Linked DNA regions of Homo sapiens: region 2 is linked to region 1. Evidence: read pairs that join two places in POLR2A ChIA-PET (ENCODE). Cell type or tissue: A673. All regions are shown on one strand. Each heading gives the region's core, and the rest is flanking DNA. Links, peaks and the distances in the headings are about the cores only. Region 1 overlaps RSPRY1 (ring finger and SPRY domain containing 1). Region 2 has its middle 12 kb from the start of TRL-CAG2-2.

The links. Peaks named below come from ENCODE experiments on the same cell type or tissue, not always from the same donor. Only the 100,000 strongest peaks of a DNase experiment are listed, where the experiment ranks them.
Region 2: POLR2A ChIA-PET joins it to region 1 with 8 read pairs; 10 of 35 experiments call an interaction of 5 or more read pairs at or near these places.

The regions. Positions count from the first base shown.
Region 1 is chr16:57,233,462-57,237,804 of GRCh38, reverse strand. It overlaps RSPRY1 (ring finger and SPRY domain containing 1), which reads right to left. Exons shown (of 15, transcript NM_133368.3): 14 at 2,577-2,681. Among named protein-coding and RNA genes, the nearest start is that of ARL2BP, 9.6 kb to the left of the region's middle. RefSeq lists an enhancer at 2,213-2,342. In A673, for the core only: no CTCF peak of the experiment used is centred there; a DNase peak (open chromatin) is centred at 1,874; H3K27ac peaks cover 475 bases.
Region 2 is chr16:57,310,815-57,315,141 of GRCh38, reverse strand. No RefSeq gene overlaps it. Among named protein-coding and RNA genes, the nearest start is that of TRL-CAG2-2, 12 kb to the right of the region's middle. In A673, for the core only: no CTCF peak of the experiment used is centred there; no DNase peak of the experiment used is centred there.

The DNA of each region.
Region 1 (4,343 bases), core at 344-4,343:
GGGAGGCGGAGGTTGCAGTGAGCTGAGATCACGCCACTGCACTCAAGCCTGGGTGACAGAGCGAGACTCCGTCTCAAAAAATAAATAAATAAATAAAAATAAATAAATAAATAAAAATAAAAAAATAAAGAGATACTAGCATTTGGCTGAAATATATGTGTTTTTTGTATTGTTATGGAAGTATCCATCCATTCCTATTTTATATTGTTTTAGTCCATTCATTTCTGTTTTGTAGTATTTCATCCATTAGGAATGGATATTGAATTTTAACAAATGCTTTCTCAGCATTCTTGAAGTGATAACTGCCCCTCTCCTGCCTCTGGCCTATTTGAGTAATTATATTAAAGATTTCTATATTGTAGGCTGGGCATGGTGACTCATGCCTGTAATCCCAGAACTTTTCGGAGGCCAAGGCAGGTGGATTACTTTAGGTCAGGAGTTCGAGCCAGCCTGGCCAACATGGTGAAACCCCGTCTCTACTAAAAATACAAAAATTAGCTGGGCCTGGTGGCATGCGCCTGTAATCCAAGCTACTCGGGAGGCTGAGGCAGGAGAATTGCATGAACCCAGGAGGCAGAGGCTGCAGTGAGCTGAGATCACACCACTGTACTCCAGCCTGGACGACAGAGCAAGACTCCATCTCAAAAAAACCTGCCTTTGCCTGGGCTGGAGTGCAGTGGCACGATCTCTGCTCACTGCAACCTCCACCTCCCAGGTTTAAGCAATTCTTTGTCTCAGCCTCCTGAGTAGCTGGGATTACAGGCGCCCACCACCACGCCCGGGTAATTTTTTTTGTATTTGTAGTAGAGACGGGGTTTCACTGTCTTGGCCAGGCTGGTCTCAAACTCCTGGCCTTGTGATCCACCCGCCTTGGCCTCCCAAAGTGCTGGGATTACAGGTGTGAGCCACCGTGCCCAGCCTAAGATTTCTGTAATTGTACCATCCTTGCATTCCTAAGATAACTCCCCCTGCCAGTTGCGTTGCTAGGTCTTACTTTCTAATATTTTATTTGGGAGTTTTAGATTTATATTCATAAAAAAATAGTTTTTTCTTTTTATGAGTTTTATCAGCTTTTGGTATGATTACTAAAAATAACATTGTGGTTTTCCTACTTTCTCTATGGTTTGGCCAAGTTTAAATAGAATTGGGCTACCTATTCCCTGAAAGTTGTAAAGAGTTCACCTGTGAAACTAGCCTTAGTACTTGTGGAAGAGAAGGCAAAGGTAGCTTTGATAACCATTTTAACTTCTTTTATGGTAACAGGAATGCTTAGATTTTCAGTCTCCTCTGGGGATTGACTCTTGTAATTCATTTTATCCAGGTTTCCTTTCTTTGTCCCTATATCCCTTTTAAAATTGTTGTTGCTGCTCAAAGTTTAGCTAAATTTTCTTATAATTCTTTTAATGTCCTCTTCCAACTCTATTTTGGATATATATCTACTATGGAGACTATGATCATACTTAAGATACCTAGTTCTAAAGTTTTATATTTCAGCACTCATTAATGACCCCTTGTATTATGTGCAAGACCACAGGACCAGAGAGCTCAAAGATGATTAAGACCAGATCCAGCTGTTTGAGATCTTAACATTCTTACAGAAACAAAGATCAAAAAGGGCATGAAGATATCCAACCTTTAAACTCTGCATCTGTCTGTGAGGCCCTGATAACTAAACCCTCCAAATATGCTCAAACTGAGAAATTCTGGGCTGTAGAAGTAATAGGGAGGATTAATCACAGCTGGAATCACTGTGCCTTTCTTTCAGAAGAGAGGCTGGTATAGCTAAGGGTGAAATGAGACACACTCTACTTCCCTTAAGTGCACAGCCAATTAGATAACCCGTTTCAAAAGACAACAAACGTAGAGAGGCAGAGTCAGGGGCCCAGGCTGAGTCATTCCTGGGGATGACAAACTGGGTTCATCACTCCAGGCTCTGGACCCCTGTGGAGCCACGTGACTAAAGCTATGTCAAAAATAAGACCAAGGCAGGGTATGGGATATGATGAATTACAGGTAGCTGGCTTGTAACATCAACTTGAGTGTTGCTCATAAACAATCGGCACACATTGACTGGCCAGGACGCCACATTGCCCAACTGCTCTTCTCCTTTCTAAACTTAGTTGGGCTAGCCTTCCTGGGGACCATCTTACTTGCTTCTCTTGCTGATGCTCACTCTGTTCTATAGGGTCCAGGCTGCCCTCTGAGTTCATCTCATACAACTGAAATTTAGTAAGATGACATGGAGGCTGCTAACTTCTCAATGGTTGACTGTAAATAAGAAGTAAATGAGGAAGCTCTAAAACTAAAAGAGTGCCTAGGAAGCTCATAAATAGCATTAAACCTGTTACATTTTGTGAAGCCAAAATTGTATCAAAAATACAGTACTGAGTAAACAAAACAGCCTTCCACATCAAGCAGCTGCTTCTATTTCAGGTACTTTCTGGAAGACAGCCAGGTTCTACTTAAACTCTAGTTCCTCATTCAGCCTGCTTTAGATACAATAAACCCTGACGAACAGCCATGGAACTAGCAATTTAAGAACAGTATGAAACTTTGCCTAATATAAATCCTCTTACCTGTGTCCACATGGCTTCAATTGTGTGTCTGCTACCTCATCACAACAAAGGGAACAGCAGTTTTCTCGGATACTGACTTGCTTCAACAGAGCAAGACGCCTGTGCCTGAGTAGAAAAAGCAATTTGAAATACATTTTGTCAACAGGGGTCCTGTTAGCAGTGATGCATATGAAATGTTTTGAAAATGCTCTGCACCTGTGACATATATTCCTTAAACTTTGTTCAGTAAGGTTTTCATACATGCCATCTCCTTTCAATCCTACAATCATTTTCTAAAGTAGAGAATGAAGGAGGTATAACCATTCCCATTTTATAGACAAAGTTCAAGGAAATGACTTGTATAAGGTATGCAGTCAGGAATCAAATTAAAATCCTTTAGTTCTAAGTCCAGTGCTCTTTTTATGTTACCAGCAAATTTCAACCTTTTAAATCACATATGTGAGAGTCTGCTCACAAGCATAGAGGCTTTCTCAAGAAAAACACACATATACAAGTTTTTATACAATTTCAAGGGGTTTATAACAGTTCATTTTAGACTCCCTGCAAGTCCAAACACCTCAAGTTAGAACCCTTCCATTATACTTTCACTCAGCATGGAATGGAAGCAGACAGGCAAAACTGTTCTGCTGAAGGTACAGCCCTAATATATGGGCAAGGGAAGCATGAAGCATGTATTCAGTTCACTTACGGGCTTACTGTGTGCCAGGCACTGTTCCAAGCCCTAGAGATTCAGCAGTGAACAGAGGACTAAAAAAGTATCCCTGCCTTTGGAGAGCTTATGCTCCAGTAGGGGAAGACAGAAATAAACAAGATAAGTAAAATACAGTGTTAAATGCTGATAAATACTATGAAGAAAAGGGAAAATGGGAAGGACAAGGAGTGTACACATCAGAGGTGGGGTGTTATTAAAACAATTTTAAATATGGCAGCCAGGAAAGGTCTCACTAAGGTAATATTGAGGTAAAGGGAGTGAGGAAGTAAGTTTTGTGGTTGTTTGGAGAAACCGTTTCGGGTAGCAGGAACAGCAAGTGCCCTGAAGCTATCATAGGCCTGGTGTGTTTCAGGAGCAGCAAGGAGGCCAGGGTGGCTGAAGGAGCATGAGAAAACGGGAGAGGGTAGGAAATAGGTCAGAAAAGTAACATAGGGAAGGGAGAGGACAAATTGTACGGGGCCTGGGAGGTCACCGGAAAGGTTTTGGCTTTTCCGTTCAGTGAATAAGAAGCCACGCACTGGCATCTTTTGAGCAGAGAAGTGTGTGATCTGACTTACGTTGTAACAAATCATTCTGGAGGCTGTGTTGAATAGACTGAAGGGGATCTGGGGAGGAACAAGGTAGAGGGCAAGACAAAAATAATATAGGTAGGAAATGGTGGAGGCTTGGACCATGGTAGCAGCAGTGAGGGTGATGAGTAGTTGGATTTTGGATATATTCTGAAGGCACAGCCTACTGGATTTGCTGAGGGATTGAATGTGGAAATAGCAGAAAGTAAGGTGTCAAGGATACTCTACGGTTATGGCCAGGGAAACTGGGATGATAAAGGAGTTATTAACAGACGAGGGGCCAGGCACAGTGGCTCACGCCTGTAATCCCAGCACTTTGGGAGGCCGAGGCAGGCAGATGGCTTGAACCCAAGAGTTCGAGACCAGCCTGGGCAACATGGCGAAACCCAGTCTCTACAAATAATACAAAAATTAGCTGGGTGTGTTGGCATGCCTGTAGTCCCAGCTACTCAGGAGGCTGAGGTGGGAGGATCGCTTGAGCCTGGG
Region 2 (4,327 bases), core at 1-4,000, 78 kb before region 1:
GGGAAGGTGGGAATGCCTGTATACATCAACTTGTATATGCAGAAAATTTCCTGGAGGGCTACATGAGGAACCAGTACCGCAGGGCTTGCCTCTGGGGAAGGAAGCAGGAGTCAGGGATGGAAGGAAAGTTTTCATCTGTTTATTCTTACTTTGCACCTTTTGAAAGTTAAATTATGCAAATGTAATCCCTGTGGGGGGGATATATATACACACACATATATATACATATATATGTATGCACTGTAAAAAATAGAAAAGTATTGAAATCCAGCACTTTGGTATTTTTAAAAAATTATATAACATTGACTGCAGTTTTTGTTTCCTTTTAATACACATACACTGAGATTCCAAGAAGAAAACCCCCCAAAAGGCAGGATCTCTGGTCAGAGACCTAATGCCTGCAGGAGGAGGAAGTGGGGGCAGAAACAGGGAAAAGAGATACACAAGGTTAGAAAATTCAAACCTTATTATGAAAGGTACAAAAAAGGAAAGTGAAAGCCTTTACCTCCCTCCCCAGAGGCAAGGTAATCAGAGGAAATCTCTGATAACAGCTTTTTGTGATTCATCTGGGACATGGGAGAATTAAAAGTCAATAAGTAAAAGGAAAGAAAAAGAAACTGACATTGTGAAAGCTAAGTTTCCATTTGACTTAATCTCATGTCTGGTAGGAGCTGTTTCTGCAGGTGATTTTGTCCTGTTTGTCCAGGCACTGGGTGGGGTTCCATTCTCCTTGGTCAGGTATACAAGCTGGCAGGCCTCCTGGAAGCAGCATCCCTATCTTCTCAAAGTTAGGCAATGACATTCAGAGCTGGCTCCTGGGGAGGGAGAGGCCATCCAGAGCCTACCCAGCCTCACACCCTATCCCCTGGCAAACAACCTCAAGCCCTGACTGTGGTCCTCTCTCTCCAGAACCACAAGCATCTCCCCAGCTGGGCTGAGAAATGTGTCCAGGGGTTCCAGTTCACCGACACCTTTTTCCAGCTTCTTTTTTATTATAAAAATAACACATGCTCTTGGTAAGAAATTCCAAGAGCACAGAAGAACAGGAGCCCCCTTCTCATTCCCTTTCCTCAGGGTGAACTGAGCCACCAGGGTTCTTGGTGTCCTGGTCAGCCCCAGGAGATCATAAGGGTAATGATGCCCATTTTATAGATGAGGAAACTGAGGCACGGAGAGGGGGAGAAACCATTGAGGCCATGTGCTGAAAAGTGGCAAAGGTGGGATTTGAATATGGCTCTTCTGCCCCCAAGTCTAGAACTTTCCACAAGTCTACCAGCAGTACAGCTCTGATCAGCTCAATCCCAAGTTCATAGTGCTTCTTTGCCCCATCCTTATCACTCCTCATCCCCACCACACAAACATATACACGCATACACACACACACATACATATACACACACATACACACACATGCATACACATGCATACTCACATATACACGCACATGCACACAGACATACACACATATACATATACACACACATACACACATACACACATATATACATATATACACATATACACCCACTTACACACACATACACACACACATACACACAAAACCCCACAGTGACTAACCCAGCTGCATGAAAATGCCTCCACAGACATATATACACTCACCCAGCCCAGTGCCCTCATCCCCATAGACTATTTCTGAACCAACATATACACTTGCACACAATCACACATGTGCAATGTACAAAAACACACTTCAGACACTCACACGTGTTCTCATTTCCAGAGACACAAAGACACACTTCTACACACCCATAGACATAGATGCTGGCACACACCCATCCCCACCAGCCTCCCCTCATACCCTCTGTCAGAGCCCACCCCTCAGAGACGCCACATCCATCTTGTGGCCAAGCCATCACCGCCAAAGTCCTGTCCTCTTCTGCCCGATCAAGTCCTAGTTGTGGTCTTCTAGTTACACTATTGTGCCAGCCAGATGCCACCTGTCCCCCGGCCAAAGCTGGGCCCCTCCCTCAATGCCCTTGCCCTTCTGCCCAAGATTCCAAGGCAGCAGAATTCTTTTTATTTTATGTATTTATTTTTGAGAAAGAGTTTTACTCTGTCGCCTAGGCTGGAGTGCAGTGGCACGATCTCGGCTCACTGCAACCTCCACCTCCGGGGCTCAACTGATCCTCCTGCCTCAGCCTCCCGAGTAACTGGGACTACAGGCATGTGCCACCATGCCCAACTAATCTTTGTATTTTTTGTAGAGACGAGGTTTCACCATGTTGGCCAGGCTGGTCTCAAACTCCTAATCTCAGGTGATCTGCCGGTAAGCTAGCAGAATTTTTTTTTTTTTTTTTTTGAGACGGAGTTTCGCTCTTGTTGCCCAGGCTGGAGTGCAATGGCGTGATCTCGGATCACCACAGCCTCTGCTTCCCAGGTTCAAGCGATTCTCCTGCCTCAGCCTCCTGAGTAGCTGGGATTACAGACATGTGCCACCACGCCCAGCTAATTTTTTGTAATTTTAATAAAGACGGGGTTTCTCCATGTTGGTCAGGCTAATCTTGAACTACTGACCTCAGGTGATCTGCCCACCTCAGCCTCCCAAAGTGCTGGGATTACAGGCGTGAGCCACCGCCCCTCGCCAAGCTAGCAGAATTCTAGGGCTTCCTTTCGTCACCTCTCCCACCCACATGGCACTAATGCCTTGAAGAGATTTGATGAAGAACCTCACAGTTCAACACTCCTGCCTCCTGAGGTGTGCACAAATAGCTTGAAAGGGACCATCTGCTCCTGAGGATCTGCACTCACCCTTGCTCCAGACCCTCTTCATCTTCTCTGAACGTTTCCAAATCCCTTACCTCAGTTTTCCCCCAACAGTTCTCAGAGGATGGGGACCTGAACATTCAGTTGTGGCTCCATTTGACTCACCTGTAAATGTGGTTCCCGAACACTCCAGAGACAACTAGGAACTTCATGAAAACACACAGTACTGCCCCCAGACCCACGTGGGGTCTCTGGGGCTGGCACAGGGTGGCCACTCAATCTGATGGCCAAGAGGTCAATTGAAGAGCTGGGCAGGTGGAGAGAGGAACATCCTTCTCTTCCATAGTCAGACATTAACCAGGAGAGAACTGGATCCCCAAAATGTAATCTTGAGGACTTGAGCACAAGTACTGAGGGCCCTAGTTGGGGTGCTATGAACATACGGGGGAAACACTCTGAATTGGGGATTTATTGGGGGATTTATTCATTTGTTCTTTCAATTAATAAATACTTCCTACAAGGAGGCCAGCCTCAGTGACTGAAATCCCAGCACTTTTGGAGGCCAAGGCAGGAGGATCACTTGAGTCCAGAAATTCGAGACCACCCTGGGCAACATAGTGAGACTCTGTCTCTACAAAAAATACAAAAGTTATCCAGGCTTGGTGGTGCATGCCTAAAGTCCCAGCAAGTCGGGAGGCTGAGGTGGGAGGATCATTTGAGCCTAGAAGGTTGAGGCTGCATTGAGTCATGATCGAGCCACTGCATTCCAACCTGGGTGACAGAGCAAGACCCTGTCTCAAAAACAAAAACAGTTCCTACAGGGAAGCAGGCACCAAGATCTGTGGGGATTGAAGAGTCCCAGCTCACATGAGTGTGGGGTCTGGTGGGGACACACGTAGCCTAAGACTCTCCTCTCTCTCTCTCTCTCTGACACACACACACACACACACACACACACACACACACACACACACACCATGCCAAGGGTTCTGGTGCAGACAGGGGAGCTGACCCAGGCTGGAGGTCAGGAAAGGCTCCCGTGGGAGGGAACCAGAGGAGAGCTGAGGGCGGGTGAAGGTGTTGAGCTCCTTCAGCAACTTGGAAACTTTCTCAGACAACCTGACCTAGAAAAATTTTGCATCAGACTCTCATTTTTATGAGGAACTTGATAAATGAAGAAACTTGCTCTGTATATCTGCTGAAACCTTTGGAGAACAAAGGAGGCATCAGTAATGCTCTTTTTTTAGAATGAAAAGTAATTTTCATGGCTCTTTTTCCTTTCACGTTGCAAAAGCAGTGCATTTTGGGAAACATGACTCCCCCAGCCCCCACCCTCCCCTGCCCTGCCCACCGTGTCTCTGGCTGGGGAACAGGGCACGCGACTTGCACCACCCTGTCATGACCTCCTGGGACTCCAAGAGTCCACCTGTTGCCTGTCCAGGCACCTCCCCTGGGCAGACCCACCTGTGCCCCTGCTGGCACATCCTCTGCTGAGGTCCCCAGGACAAAGGACATAGGTTGGTCTTCTAGGATCTGAGTCCCAGCAACCATAGAGAAAGACTGCAACAAACAGGCCTGGAGAAAATAGCATTAGGCATATCAA